3 separate regions of the Homo sapiens genome follow, and regions 2 and 3 are each linked to region 1. The links are chromatin contacts, found by Hi-C or POLR2A ChIA-PET in ENCODE. All regions are on one chromosome and are shown on one strand. The core of a region is the stretch at or near the end of the contact, and the rest is flanking DNA. Distances in the headings are between cores, read along the strand shown.

Region 1 (3,875 bases), core at 1,046-3,545:
GGGGAAGTAAATGTCAGTCATTAAAGTGTAACCCAAAGAGGTAAGTCCTAAGGACTTCTAACGTCTTTCATAGATGAAGAATTTGGACCCTATTTACACTCTAATTGGGAAAGCAAAAAAGGCTTGTTGTTGTTTTTTCTTGAAAAACATTGGCTCCTTCAAGACAAGAGACTGAAACTCTTCAAAATAGTAATTTTGTGCATTTCTCTCACTGGTTTGAGTAACTTTAGTAAAAATTTAAAGTTACACATAATTAACCAAAGTGTGTGAGATAGGAATCAACGTATCAATGTTAATATCCTGATTGTGATATTATACAATGGTTTTGCAAAATGTTACCATGAGGAAGACTTGGCAAAGTGTAAAAGAGACCTCTCTGAATCATTTCTTAACAACTGCATGCCAGCCTACAATTACCTCTATTACAAATTTTAATTTAGAAATGTGATTGAGACAGAAATGGATGCAGGGATTCTGGCACATTTTCATAATAATCTGGCTTCACCCACATTTCCCAGTTATTTCTCCAGTAGTTTCTTGAATGACTCCCTTCCATCTGGAAGAGGATACTCCCAGCTTTTCAAACACACTGAACGAGCTCATTCACACCTGTGGGCTTTCCCCCCTCCTTTGAATTGTTCCCAGCTCCAGCCCACACCGCCCTGACTGGACCAAGCACAATACTGTCACTGAAACAGTTCTTAGCATGTCTAAAAGTCACTTGGCTAGTAGTTCATCCACTCGTCAACAAAATTTATTGAGTAACTGCTATATGTGTGGTATGGCTCTAGGCACTAGGGATAGAGTGAGTTGGAAACAATATTGAAATTAGTTTCTCTTCCCTGGTCTCTGGGAGTATATTCCAATGAGAGAGAGTAGAAGAAAACTAGCAAGAAACAAGGTAAAAAAAAAATCAATTCATGATGAGGGTTATGAAGGAAGTCATAGGTTAGAGGGGATAAAGTGACTTTATCTCAAGTGGTCAGGGGAGGCTTCCTAGGGGAGAGGACATTTGAGTTGTGACCTCAAGTGTAAGGATGCAGACAACATAGAAGATCCTGGGACAAAAAGCATTTCAGGCACAGAGAATAAGAAAGTTACCCTGTAACTGAATATAAATATTTGGTATGACTGTAAAATAATTAAACAGATGCTCATTTTTGTAGACTGTTTGCTCCTTATTTTAGGACCAAGCCTCCCATAGCCTGTTTCCCTCTATGAGAGACTGAGAACACCCTTAGGCTGGTCCAGATTTTACACTTTTCAGAGCAACCCCTTCCCCAACACACACGTGCACACTCTGGCACGGCCACCTGCATGCCAAGGGGTGACTGCAGGCTGATCTTCCAAGTGGCTCTCATCAGTAGCTGTACCCTTAATCCAGGGCTGTGTATAGGGAGATTTACATTTCTTCCTCGCTGTTGGGGCCGTCTGCCTGCTAGCGACGATTCTACACTAACGGCTACATAAATTACTGTCATTAAAGTTGGGTCCTTGGGTCCCCAGAAACCTAACTAGAGGCAAAGGAGGAACCAACTAAGAGAGGTCCAGGTAACAGAGCCCGGAGCGGGACGGTCATTTGTTGCAGGCCCCTGGGGTATGTGCCTGTCTATCGCGCACCGGGTCCCAGCAGCAGTGGTTACCGGCTGAGAAGGGCTGGGTTCCCAGGACGCTGCGGGTACCTCATGCTATCACCATAGCCGGGAATCCAGTTTTCTGGTTCCCCTCGTCTGTATTTGCCTAAGGCGACTTGCCGCCGTTCCTCTGTCCCCTAGGCAGGGAGAAGTCAGCTCTAGGACACCCTGCAAAACGCCTCGAGGGGTTATCTGCCCCTTCCCGGCCGCGTCCTGGCACCGTTTCCCCATCACCCGGAGGACTGAGCGCTGTCTCAGGGCGCCCTCTGTCTCTTCCAGGGGGCAGCCAAGACGACATGCCCTGCGTCTCAGGGACGCGGTACGAGCCCTGGTATTCCCCCCGCCACCTCACACACCCCCATCCGGGAGACCCACGTGCAGCTGGGCCCGGGCTGGCGCCGCACCTCGGGGTCTGCGCGTCTCCCCGGCGCGTTCCGGGCGCAGCCCCACGACACGGACCCCTGGCGGGGCGGCATCCGAGAAGTCGCAGGCGGAGAGGGGGCGTCCTGGAGGCCGGGCGCGGGGACGCTGCGGCCCGCGGCCACACAAAGGAGGCGGCGGGAAGGCGGGGCAAGGCGGGCCGGGGGCGGGGGCGGCAGGAAGGGGCGGGGGCCCGCGCGGCGCCGCCGATAAAGCCCCCGCCGCCGCGGCAGCCAGCTTGCGCTGTGGGGCTGCCCGGGCTGCGCGGCGTCTGCAGGCGCCACCGCTGCCTCTTTCCGGCTGTGACCCTCCTCGCCGCCGCCGCTTGGCTGCGTCCTCCGACTCCCCGCGCCGCCGAGACCAGGCTCCCGCTCCGGTTGCGGCCGCACCGCCCTCCGCGGCCGCCCCCTGGGGATCCAGCGAGCGCGGTGAGTACAGGCTGCGCGGTGAGTCCCGGGCGCGGCCGGCGCTGCCCTCGGCGGGGGACGCTCCCCGGGGCTCCGCGCGCCACCGGCCCTGCTCCCTGACCTTGCGCCCGGCCGGGAAGCTGCGGGGCCAGCGGGACCCTGGGGCGCCGACGTCGGGGAGCAGAGAACTTTCTCAGCCTCCCGCGGGCCGCCTTGGCCGGGGCTGGGTGCTCGCCGGGCATCCCGGTCCCGCCCGCCGGGAGCCCCGAGCGGGACCCGGGCAGGGCAAGGCGGGGCCGCCCCGGGGTGGCGTCCAGTGATACCCGCAGCTGGGAGCACCGGGGCCGGCGTGGCTCCTGCCCGGCCATCCGAGCCGGCCCTGACCCTGAACCTGAGGTTTCCAGCTGCTCGCCGGCAACCCCTACCCCGGACTTAGGCTGCGCGCCGCCGGATGGGGAGAGACTGGCGCACTCTTACTTGTTACCTCTGCCTGGGCAGAGGGAGGTGACGCGCGGTGTGGGGAAAGCCTTTAACTTGGCCTCTGGCAGCCGATTTAACCCGAGCGAGCAGGTCTTTGCTATTTTCATCATCTGTAGAAACGGGAGTTGCGAGGCGGATGAGTGACTGCAGGTAAAATGAAAGTACGGTACTCAGAAATTCTGGAAGGAATTAGGCATTTAATGTGTCCACAAACTGAGCGGGGAAGGAAGGCTTCTATTACATAAGACAGCACTCCACCTTCAGGTATTATGGAAGATGCTGTTGAAGGTTTTAGTGTTTTAATGAACGAAACACATTCTTTGTGTGTGTGTCTCTGGAGAAATCTCGAATGCTGCTGTCTTGCTTTGGCTACTTTGCAGGGGACGTTCTTATATTTAGCATCAGCATAAAAAGGTGTTCGAAGGTGTGACTTCCTCTTTCAAGCCAAGAAGCCGTTTATTTGTCTGAATTGTTGTGGAACAATATATGTGATAATTGTGTACTTTGAAGATTTTATATCAAAACTTGAGCACAGATAACTGGAAGAATTGTCAACATTGCTAATTTGTATATCCTAAACCACACTTCGAAAATTGAAGACAGTTTCAACACTATCTGAAGGTCTAAATCAGTACTTATTTGCTATTTGCAGTATTTCAATAGAAAAATTTTTGGCTATGCAAATGAAGGTACTAACCTGAGTAATCTAAGGTTTCTTTTAACCCCCAAATTTTGATTCTTTGTTAAAATAATGTTTGAAAATATCGTACCATGCAGGGCAATTACTGAAGGTCATGAAAATGTCATCGTATTTTATTCTAAAAACAAAAATGAATCTATGCAGAAAATTTCCGTGTCCCATGAACTTCATATTAGTTTAATTTTAAAAGTACTGTCTCCAAAAAAAGCTAATTTTCACTTCCACACAAGGGTG
Region 2 (4,401 bases), core at 845-3,344, 160 kb before region 1:
CAATGTAAAGCGCATCTAAGTATTTTCATATCAGATTCCATCCATGCTCAGGAATCACTTGTAATCACGAGGTATTTTACCGAACTTTCCATGATTTAGCTTATAGGAAGAGAAGGAGAAATCAAAGATCACAGAGAGACTTATATTTTTAATTGCCAGGGCTCAGGCACTGTAGCATTTAAACGCTCCTGGTGACTATGGTAGCTTACCTCCAAGCTGGCTGCCATCAATGACTTTCTTCCTTGTGGCCCATGCAATTCTTCCATTGTGAGGTTGAGTCTATTTCTCCCCTTCCCTTGAATCTGGGCTGGTTTGACCAATGGAATGTGGCAGAAGTGGTGTTCTGGGAATTTGAAGGCTAGTTCAAAAGAAATCTTGCATCTCTTGCCTAATTCTCCTGGAACACTCTGGGAGCTCTGAGCTACCTACTGTGTAAGAACTCCAGCTACCCTGAGATTGTCATGCTGGAAAAGCCACCTCTAGATACCACAATGACCGTTCAGCTGAGCCCAGTGTCCCAGGCGTCCCAAACAAGCCTCTGAACATGGGATTTTATCTCGGTACTTCCAGACCAGCCCATCTGTCAGTTGAATATGTCACAGTGAACTTAGACACCACGTGGAATAGGCCATACACCCCTGTAAGTCTCGGCTGAATTCTCCATTGATAAAAGGTATGAGATATAATAAAATGGAGGTTGTTTTAACTCACTACGTTTTAAGGTAATTTATTACAAAACAGTAAAGACTGGATCAGTGTCCAATCAGATCTCTAAGAAAATGTTGGTTTCACTGTATGTTTATAAAACAGAACAGACTTTATGTAATGTCATGTAATGGATCCCCATATTTCACAGATAAGAAAACTGAGGTTTAAAGAGCCAAGCAGCCATCCAGGATTCCCTCTTTCTCTTTCATGACTTTTTTCTTTAATTAACCTTGGCTGCTCTTAGAATAAATTAGAAAATTTATTAATGTTATCCTTGAATCCATCAATAATGTAAACAAATCTGAAATGGCTGGGAAGAGCAAATATGAAGAAATGGAAACGGTCTACCTAATTTGTCTTGTAGCCCCAGCATAGGGTTCAACACAATTTTAGGTACTCAATGAATTATCATTGAATAAACAAACAAAACAGTGAATGAATAAGTGAAAGGTCTTCTCTAAGTAAACTGAGAGTTTTGCAACTCAGTAGTTCTGTGTGTGATTCACTTTATCTACTCTATTTTTCACAATTAATTCATCTGACGCTTTTGATGATTCATCTGGCCTTTTGACAGATGACCCCTGGGGTGGCAACTAGTAAACATGTATTTGTCTCAGAATCCATGACTCTGTGGCATGGCTTTATGAAGATCAGAATGCCTGTCTCTGCCAGAACTCCATCTCTTACAAAGAAAATGGCTCTTCCTGGAAGCCGCCCTTCTCCATATCATGTACCATATTTCCTTTTCGGTGCTGCCTCTTCTCTGGAGGTCCTGCTGGCCACATGATAATTCAGACAAGAAATGGCTCACTTTTTTTCCTGTGAGTAAATTCACTTTTCATGATTGTTTTGTACCACTTTGGAGTCCAGTTATTTGGATGGAAGAGCTGAAAGTGACCCAACGAGGGAAGTATATGGTATTTGTTCGTGTCATATTTATGTGTATTCAACACAGAGGGCTGGAAATGACAAGAGTCCTGCTTATGGGGAACTTACGTTCCCAGTAAAAGAACAAACTACTTTTGGATTCTGTTTCTCCAAGTCAATTGGTCCTTTGGAGATTGAACAGCACATTAAAAAAAAAAAAAAAACAAACACAAAACCACTCACTGGTCATTAAGCTAGGAGAGCCCTTCTCCCAAGTCAACATCAAAACTCATGTTTATTCATATTACAAATCATAATACAGTGAAACTTCAGAATGGCAGTGCCCATAGCCTAGGGCAGGAAGTTGAATTTAGGAACTGGGAGGCAAACAGTTCTTTGGCTAGACTTCGTTGATTGGGGTATCCTGCAGAAAGACACCCTTGACCTTTTGACCTTTGACCCCCTGGGAATACTGAGTCTGCAGCTGCTGCATCTCCTGGGCTCTCCCCCAAGAAGCAGAGCTCTGAAGGTCCCTTGTGAACAGACAATGTGCTCTTATCCAAGAGGGATGAGATTGCCTCTTTTCAGGGAAACAGTCCAGGGCCCCTGTCTTTCAGGGAAATTACTGAATCATAGCCAAACTACAAAAATCAACTGCTAAAATAGCCTCAGAAAAATCTTTTTTTAAAAAAATAAGTAAATGCAATTCAAGAGACATTGGAGTTTTTAGAGCTCAGCTCCCATTTCTGCCGGGACATCCATTGCCAATAGAGGACCTGGGAGGCACCAGTGCTGTGATTCTGAGCTCACCAGCTGGGTCTTTCAGGGGCCAGTTGCACACCAGCCCCCCAATGCCAGCCAGTGAAAACCATTCTTCATCCTTTCGGCAAGTAAATATTCACCAAAAGCAGGACTAGATGCCAGACATTGTGCTATGCTCTGGGGAATAGAGTTAGTATAAAGAAGACACATGGTTCCTGCCCTCATGGTACTTACAGTCTTTTGGAAGAGAGAAATATTAATCAAACAATCCCTTAAACAACATATAGTTGTAACTGTGATAAGTGTTAAAAAGACACTAAATGACCAACTGTATAAAGGGGATTTGACCAGTCAGTGAGGGCAGGTGAGTCAGCTTGGAGTAAGAGAAATTTGAGCTGAGCTTTCAGATAAGCTGAATAGTGTTTAACTAAATGATAAGTGGAGGGGGTAGTATTCCAGCCAGACAAACAGCATATGCAAAGGCCCTGCAGCAACAGACAGAACATGAGAGGGATGAAAGTTTAAGGGATAGAAGATGGCCAGAAAGGGTGGTGTGGAATAGCAGGCATGGAGATGACTGTGTAGAACCCTCTAAATCACACTAACCAGTCCTGTCTTTATGACTTCAAGCTAGGGGAAGTAGCATATATGACATAGTCAGATTAGGGTTTGAAAAACCAGGTGACTTGCTTGCTAGACCCAGTGGAGCAGCTGGTATCAGTTGACCGTGAGGAAGTTGAGCCCCATGCTTTGACCATAGGCATCAATTTCCAGCCACAAAGAACCTTGTAGGACTCAAGTACCTACTGTGTCTCCCTTGTCTTCCATTACTTCCTGACCCTTCTCTTTCTTCTCCGCTCCCAAACCCTTTTGTCTAAACCAATATGCTGATCAGCCAGCTCCTTCTAATCCTAATCTCTTCCCCAAAGATTCCCTCTGGCTTCTTGCCTGTAAATGAAGCCTGGGTATCCTTTGAGGACACAGCTTCCAATGTGGCTGCCTCAGGCTGATGTCCTTTTATCTCTTCCAGCCCCACATATCACAAGTGCAGGAAGGCAGGATGGAACTCTTCCTTACCTGCAAATGCTACTACTTCCAGCTGCTTGTTCCCAGTCCCTTCTTGTTCAATCCCCTCTTCCTTTGAAATGCAAATAATCTTGCTTAAGCACTTTTTCCCTTCACCAGGGAGTCAACTACCAAGCTCCAGGTCACTCCTTCTTATCTCCAACATCCTCTTGGAAGATCCAGCCAAGACACTCATCTTCATCTACATCAGTGATCTTTTTTTCACTACTCTACCTCAGCCACCTGCTCTTAAAGTCAAAACCAGATTGTGTCAGCAGCAGACACCTTTTCAATCCCACCCTGTATCATTTCTTAGTGCTTGTTCAAATAGCCCCACTGGGGCCATTCTTTGACCACATTGTGACTGCTGAGCCATTGGCGTGACTTCTTTCTTTCTCCCTAGGTCTCTGCCAGTCTTCACTATGCTCTTTATCAGGACTGGATTTCACAATCCATCCCTGTGGGCAGGACATTGAATCAGATGCTCCCAGGGAGGCATCCAGTCATAGTATGAGGCAAAAAGAGTAAGACAGACAACATTGTAGGACTCTTCAAGAACTGATTGCATGACTTTTAAAGTCCCATATACCCTCCAAGGAAGAACTGAAAATGAGAAGAGAATATTGTGTGGGGTGGCTTTTTGGAAGGAGTAGTTGCTATGCTGAGTACCCCCAATCTAGACAGGGTACAGGAATGTTACCTTCATCACCTTAAGCCTAGTGAGGGGTGCTTCTAGAATGCCATGAAGAGAACTTGAAGTGTATTTCTTGCCATTGGAAAATATAGAAGATAGTAACTGTATTACTTACAGGAAAACTAAAGGAAGCAAGGAAGAGGGCTGCCTTTAGAAAAGAATAGCACTCCCCTTCAATGGCACCATGCTAGGATCAGCCTACACTTCTGGAACATTTTAGCACAAAAGCAATCACCTGGTGAGTTTTCTGTGGGTTGAATATGAGCCATGAAAGTGAAAAAGGAGTGCAAGAGCCATTTACCACC
Region 3 (3,937 bases), core at 340-2,839, 230 kb after region 1:
GAAATAATTAGGACCTCAAAAAGAAAGTTTATGATCTCACTTTCTCACACACACACACACAGGTATATGTTTTTATCTATAAGAATGTATACATATTCTAAATATTGAAAGTATAAAGGTAACTTCTGACTGTAAGAAAATAAAAGGACAATCTAAATTATGTCATATACAGCTAAAATGACATAAAAATAATCCTTTGTTGGCCAGGTGCGGTGGCTCATGCCTGTAATCCCAGCACTTTGGGAGGCTGAGGTGGGCAGATCACGAGGTCAGGAGATCGAGACCATCCTGGCTAACATGGTGAAACCCTGTCTCTACTAAAAATATGAAAAAATTAGCCGGGCGTGGTGGCGAGCGCCTGTAGTCCCACCTACTCGAGAGGTTGAGGCAGGAGAATGGTGTGAACCCGGGAGGCGGAGCTTGCAGTGAGCTGAGATCCCACCACTGCACTCCAGCCTGGGTGACAGAGTGGGACTCCATCTCAAAAAAAAAAAAAAAAAAAAAAAATTCCTTTGTTTATATAAAAAAGTGAAATGTGACCATTCCTTTCACATGGCATGCATTTGCATTTCCTGACGTGATTACCAGGAGGTGTTATTTGGGCTTGGTGCTTTCAACAGTGAAAACGTGGTCATCTACTGCACTGGAACTTGTCTAGTTTCTTTTTGACTTGACAAGGCTGCCTGCCAGAGAGGTATGCAGTTTTTCTTGTGTTTGACCCAAGTTTGGCGTTATATTTATTTTTCTAGAAGTTGAGAGTCTGATGTTCTTTTTAGTTCTCTTTCTCTTTGTAATTTGGTAAAACGTTTTCTTAGTGGAGTGCCAACTCCTGTGACATTTTTGCTTCTGCAGTTGGCCAATTAGTGTTAGGAATGGAGGTTTCTGGTATACTCAGCCTAGTGAAGGCACAGAACATATTCAAATTTAACCTCAGAATAATAATTATTTGTAAAAGTTCTGAGAAAATTATAATTATGTATAATACATGGGTAAAAAAGAATAAAGCAAAAGGAAAAAATAACCAAACTCACTGAAACTTCAAAGCAAAGCAGTTTGAGGATCAACCTTTAAGAAATGCCAGCTATTTCAAAACACGTTAAGACGTATAAGAAGTTAGACATAGTTCTGAACTATAATAAGGCTTTAGCACTTATTTGTTAAAGTAAATTAGAATGGTGTTGGATAAATATATAAAGTACCTGGTGGATGATTTAGCAGAATAAATTTTGAGGCTAAATTTTATCTTGACATCAGAAGTGTAGCATTGCATGTTATAATTGAAAGGCAGGAAACATAATCTTCAGAAGTATTTTGGGAAATTGTACATAACAATTTTTTTTTTGAGATGGAGTTTCGCTTCTGTCACCAGGCTGGAGTGTAATGGTGCGATCTTGGCTCACTGCAACCCCTGCCTCCCTGTTTCAAGCGATTCTCCTGCCTCTGGCTCCCGAGTAGCCAGGATTACAGGTGCCCGCTACCATGCCCAGCTAATTTTTGTTTCTTTTTTTAGTAGAGATGGAGTTTCATCATGTTGGCCAGGCTGCTCTCAAACTCCTGACCTCAGGTGATCCACCCACTTCAGCCCCTCAAAGTGCTCGGATTAGAGGCGTGAGCCTCGGCATCTGGCCCATAACATGCTAAAGCTGCAGTGGTCACTATTTCATTCTTCCTAAGCCCGCTGATGAGTTTTTTAAGGCTTCTGCCTAATGCTGTCTTTTTCTTTGCTGTGCTATTCTGAGGCAACTTCATTTCTGCTGTTGTTTCTCTAATAAATATTTTCTTACAGGTTATTTTCATTTGACTCACGGTTGTATGTGTGTAAGTTTTAAGCCTAAATCATTTTTATTGTTAGTTTAAGGTGTTTTTCAACCAACTAGAACCAGATCTGCCAATTCCCTGTAACACTGCTGCAAAATTCAGTCTTTTCCTAAATGTAGATATTTGAACTGGACGCCCAAACATAATTTGCAGATTTTACCATTAATATCCTTACTAAAAACACTCTCCTGCCTTTCATTTGATCTAGAAGATTCTAGTAATTTCTAGAAACCTCTTTTTTTTTTTTTTGAAACAGTCTCTGTCACTCAGGCTGGAGTGCAGTGGCATGAACATGGCTCACTGCAACCTCCACGCCACCATAACCTCTGCCTCCTAAAATCAAGCCATCCTCCTGCCTTAGACTCCTGAGTAGCTGAGACTATAGGCATGTGCCACCATGCCTGGCCTAATTTATTTAAAAAAGTTTTTTTGTAGATATAGAGTCTCACTATATTGCCCAGGTTGGTCTTGAACTCCTGGGTTAAAATGATCCTCCCACCTCAGCCTCCCAAGGTGCTGGGATTACAGGCATGAGCCACCATACTGGGCTGATCCTCATCTTTTCTATCTTCCTGTCATTATAATCAATGACCTGGAAAACTAGAAGAAAGGAAATTCTGGCATTGGCAAAGCAAGTGTGCTTACTTGAGGGTGCATTGTGAAATTAATTAGTGGGTACATCCCCAGGTTGGCAGCAAAGATCTGTAGCTGCTACTTTGGAGGGTGTGGGATCTGTGCTCAGCCACTGCCTGGCTGGTGGCTTCTGTCTTGCTGGAGCCAGGGGTAGGACCTAAATTTAAGAGCACGAAACTAGCCATCAATTGGGAGGTTCACATGTCTAGCTTTACCTGACTCTCATTCACACTCATTTTTTTCTTTGGAAAAGGAGCATTGTTCAGCCTGTGAAATTAGAGATGCAGGGTAGGGTGGATTGTATAATTCAACATTCTACTTAAGTTTGAATAAAGTCATCCTTGCACTTTACATTTGTGCTGTCCACTTCACCTTTCAAAGGTCAGGAAAATTGCACTCATTATTAAGTACCTTTTGGAATTGATACTCTCATCTATTTTTTTTTTTTTTTTTTGAGACGGAGTCTCGCTCTGTCACCCAGGCTGGAGTGCAGTGGCGCGATCTCGGCTCACTGCAAGCTCTGCCTCCCAGGTTCACACCATTCTCCTGCCTCAGCCTCCCGAGTAGCTGGGACCACAGGCTCCCGCCACCACTCCCGGCTAATTTTTTCTATTTTTTAGTAGAGACTGGGTTTCATGGTGTTAGTCAGGATGGTCTAGATCTCCTGACTTCATGATTCGCCCACCTCAGCCTCCCAAGATACTTCCATCTTTATAGTTCCTCTGCCTTGTTTTAGTGACTTCAAATTTCCTACATTATTTTCTAAACTCAGGTGTACAATTTTCATCACAAAGGCATTACATGACCAGCCATCCTGGGACTTTTAAGAACAATTTTCGTTGAGTACATCACCTTTACCACCATCCTAAGTGCCATGCTGTTAGGAAAAAACCAATGAGTTGTTGCAAGAAGCAAAAAGCAATTACATATGGAATTTTGAGCAGTAACATTTAGTAACACTAAAATTGTGCCATGAAATTGATAGCATTTTGCATACCATTTTAGCTCCTCTTGACTCATCTTGCATATAAGTTAAAAAATTAATTGGCTGTATTTAAGTTTGAATAAAGCTTTAACTTTCTGAAAGAGTGAATTTATAAGAAAATTTATGACCTGCTTGAATATGGAAGATCTTGGAGCTGGGGTGGATTGCCTTCATGAAGTAGAAGTAATTTACAAGAAGAAAAACAACACTTCTTACTCAGTTGTTGGCAGATATATTTATGTTTGTTTACATCTGATAACATCATAAAAATTTAAACTTGGCTTTCAACAGGGTTCAAGCAGTCATAGGAAAAGGTTGGTCTGTACTATCAACCATACTGAAATTTTCATTGCTAGAAATGTTCAGATTTTAACACAATTAAGTTAATTGTAGTAATGGAAAAACAATCTTACTTTGGTTCTACCATATATTGATTTATGTAGCCCAGGATATAGATTTATTGCAGTTTCACTACAGAAAATGGTTGGTTGTTCAAAAAAT

Evidence for each region. Hi-C counts contacts between places; a loop is a spot of excess contacts on that map. ChIA-PET counts read pairs that join two places held with the same protein, here RNA polymerase II (POLR2A). Pooled maps may share reads with other maps.
Region 2: a map of dorsolateral prefrontal cortex shows a loop between it and region 1 (2.9-fold over the local background). The contact joins the enhancer-like site here to the promoter of SERPINE2 in region 1. A Hi-C loop is called at or near these places in 1 of 168 maps with a recorded cell type or tissue (dorsolateral prefrontal cortex) and 7 of 50 pooled maps. POLR2A ChIA-PET finds 5 or more read pairs at or near these places in 2 of 52 experiments (A549 and PC-9).
Region 3: POLR2A ChIA-PET joins it to region 1 with 12 read pairs in activated naive CD4-positive, alpha-beta T cell. The contact joins the enhancer-like site here to the promoter of SERPINE2 in region 1. A Hi-C loop is called at or near these places in 4 of 50 pooled maps. POLR2A ChIA-PET finds 5 or more read pairs at or near these places in 2 of 52 experiments (activated CD4-positive, alpha-beta T cell and activated naive CD4-positive, alpha-beta T cell).

The regions. Positions count from the first base shown.
Region 1 is chr2:224,037,706-224,041,580 of GRCh38, reverse strand. SERPINE2 (serpin family E member 2) reads left to right here and starts at 2,295. Exons shown (of 9, transcript NM_001136528.2): 1 at 2,295-2,482. LOC124907991 (a long non-coding RNA gene) reads right to left here and starts at 2,179. Exons shown (of 2, transcript XR_007088103.1): 1 at 2,039-2,179. RefSeq lists a silencer at 1,835-2,129.
Region 2 is chr2:224,193,829-224,198,229 of GRCh38, reverse strand. No RefSeq gene overlaps it. Among named protein-coding and RNA genes, the nearest start is that of SERPINE2, 160 kb to the right of the region's middle. Within about 2 kb of position 2,094, at least 2 of the 41 ENCODE cell types and tissues checked have a DNase peak (open chromatin) inside an H3K27ac peak, as active enhancers do; they include dorsolateral prefrontal cortex, where a contact is called at or near this core.
Region 3 is chr2:223,802,848-223,806,784 of GRCh38, reverse strand. The region is part of intron 1 of AP1S3 (adaptor related protein complex 1 subunit sigma 3); the gene reads left to right. Among named protein-coding and RNA genes, the nearest start is that of AP1S3, 33 kb to the left of the region's middle. Within about 2 kb of position 1,589, at least 4 of the 41 ENCODE cell types and tissues checked have a DNase peak (open chromatin) inside an H3K27ac peak, as active enhancers do.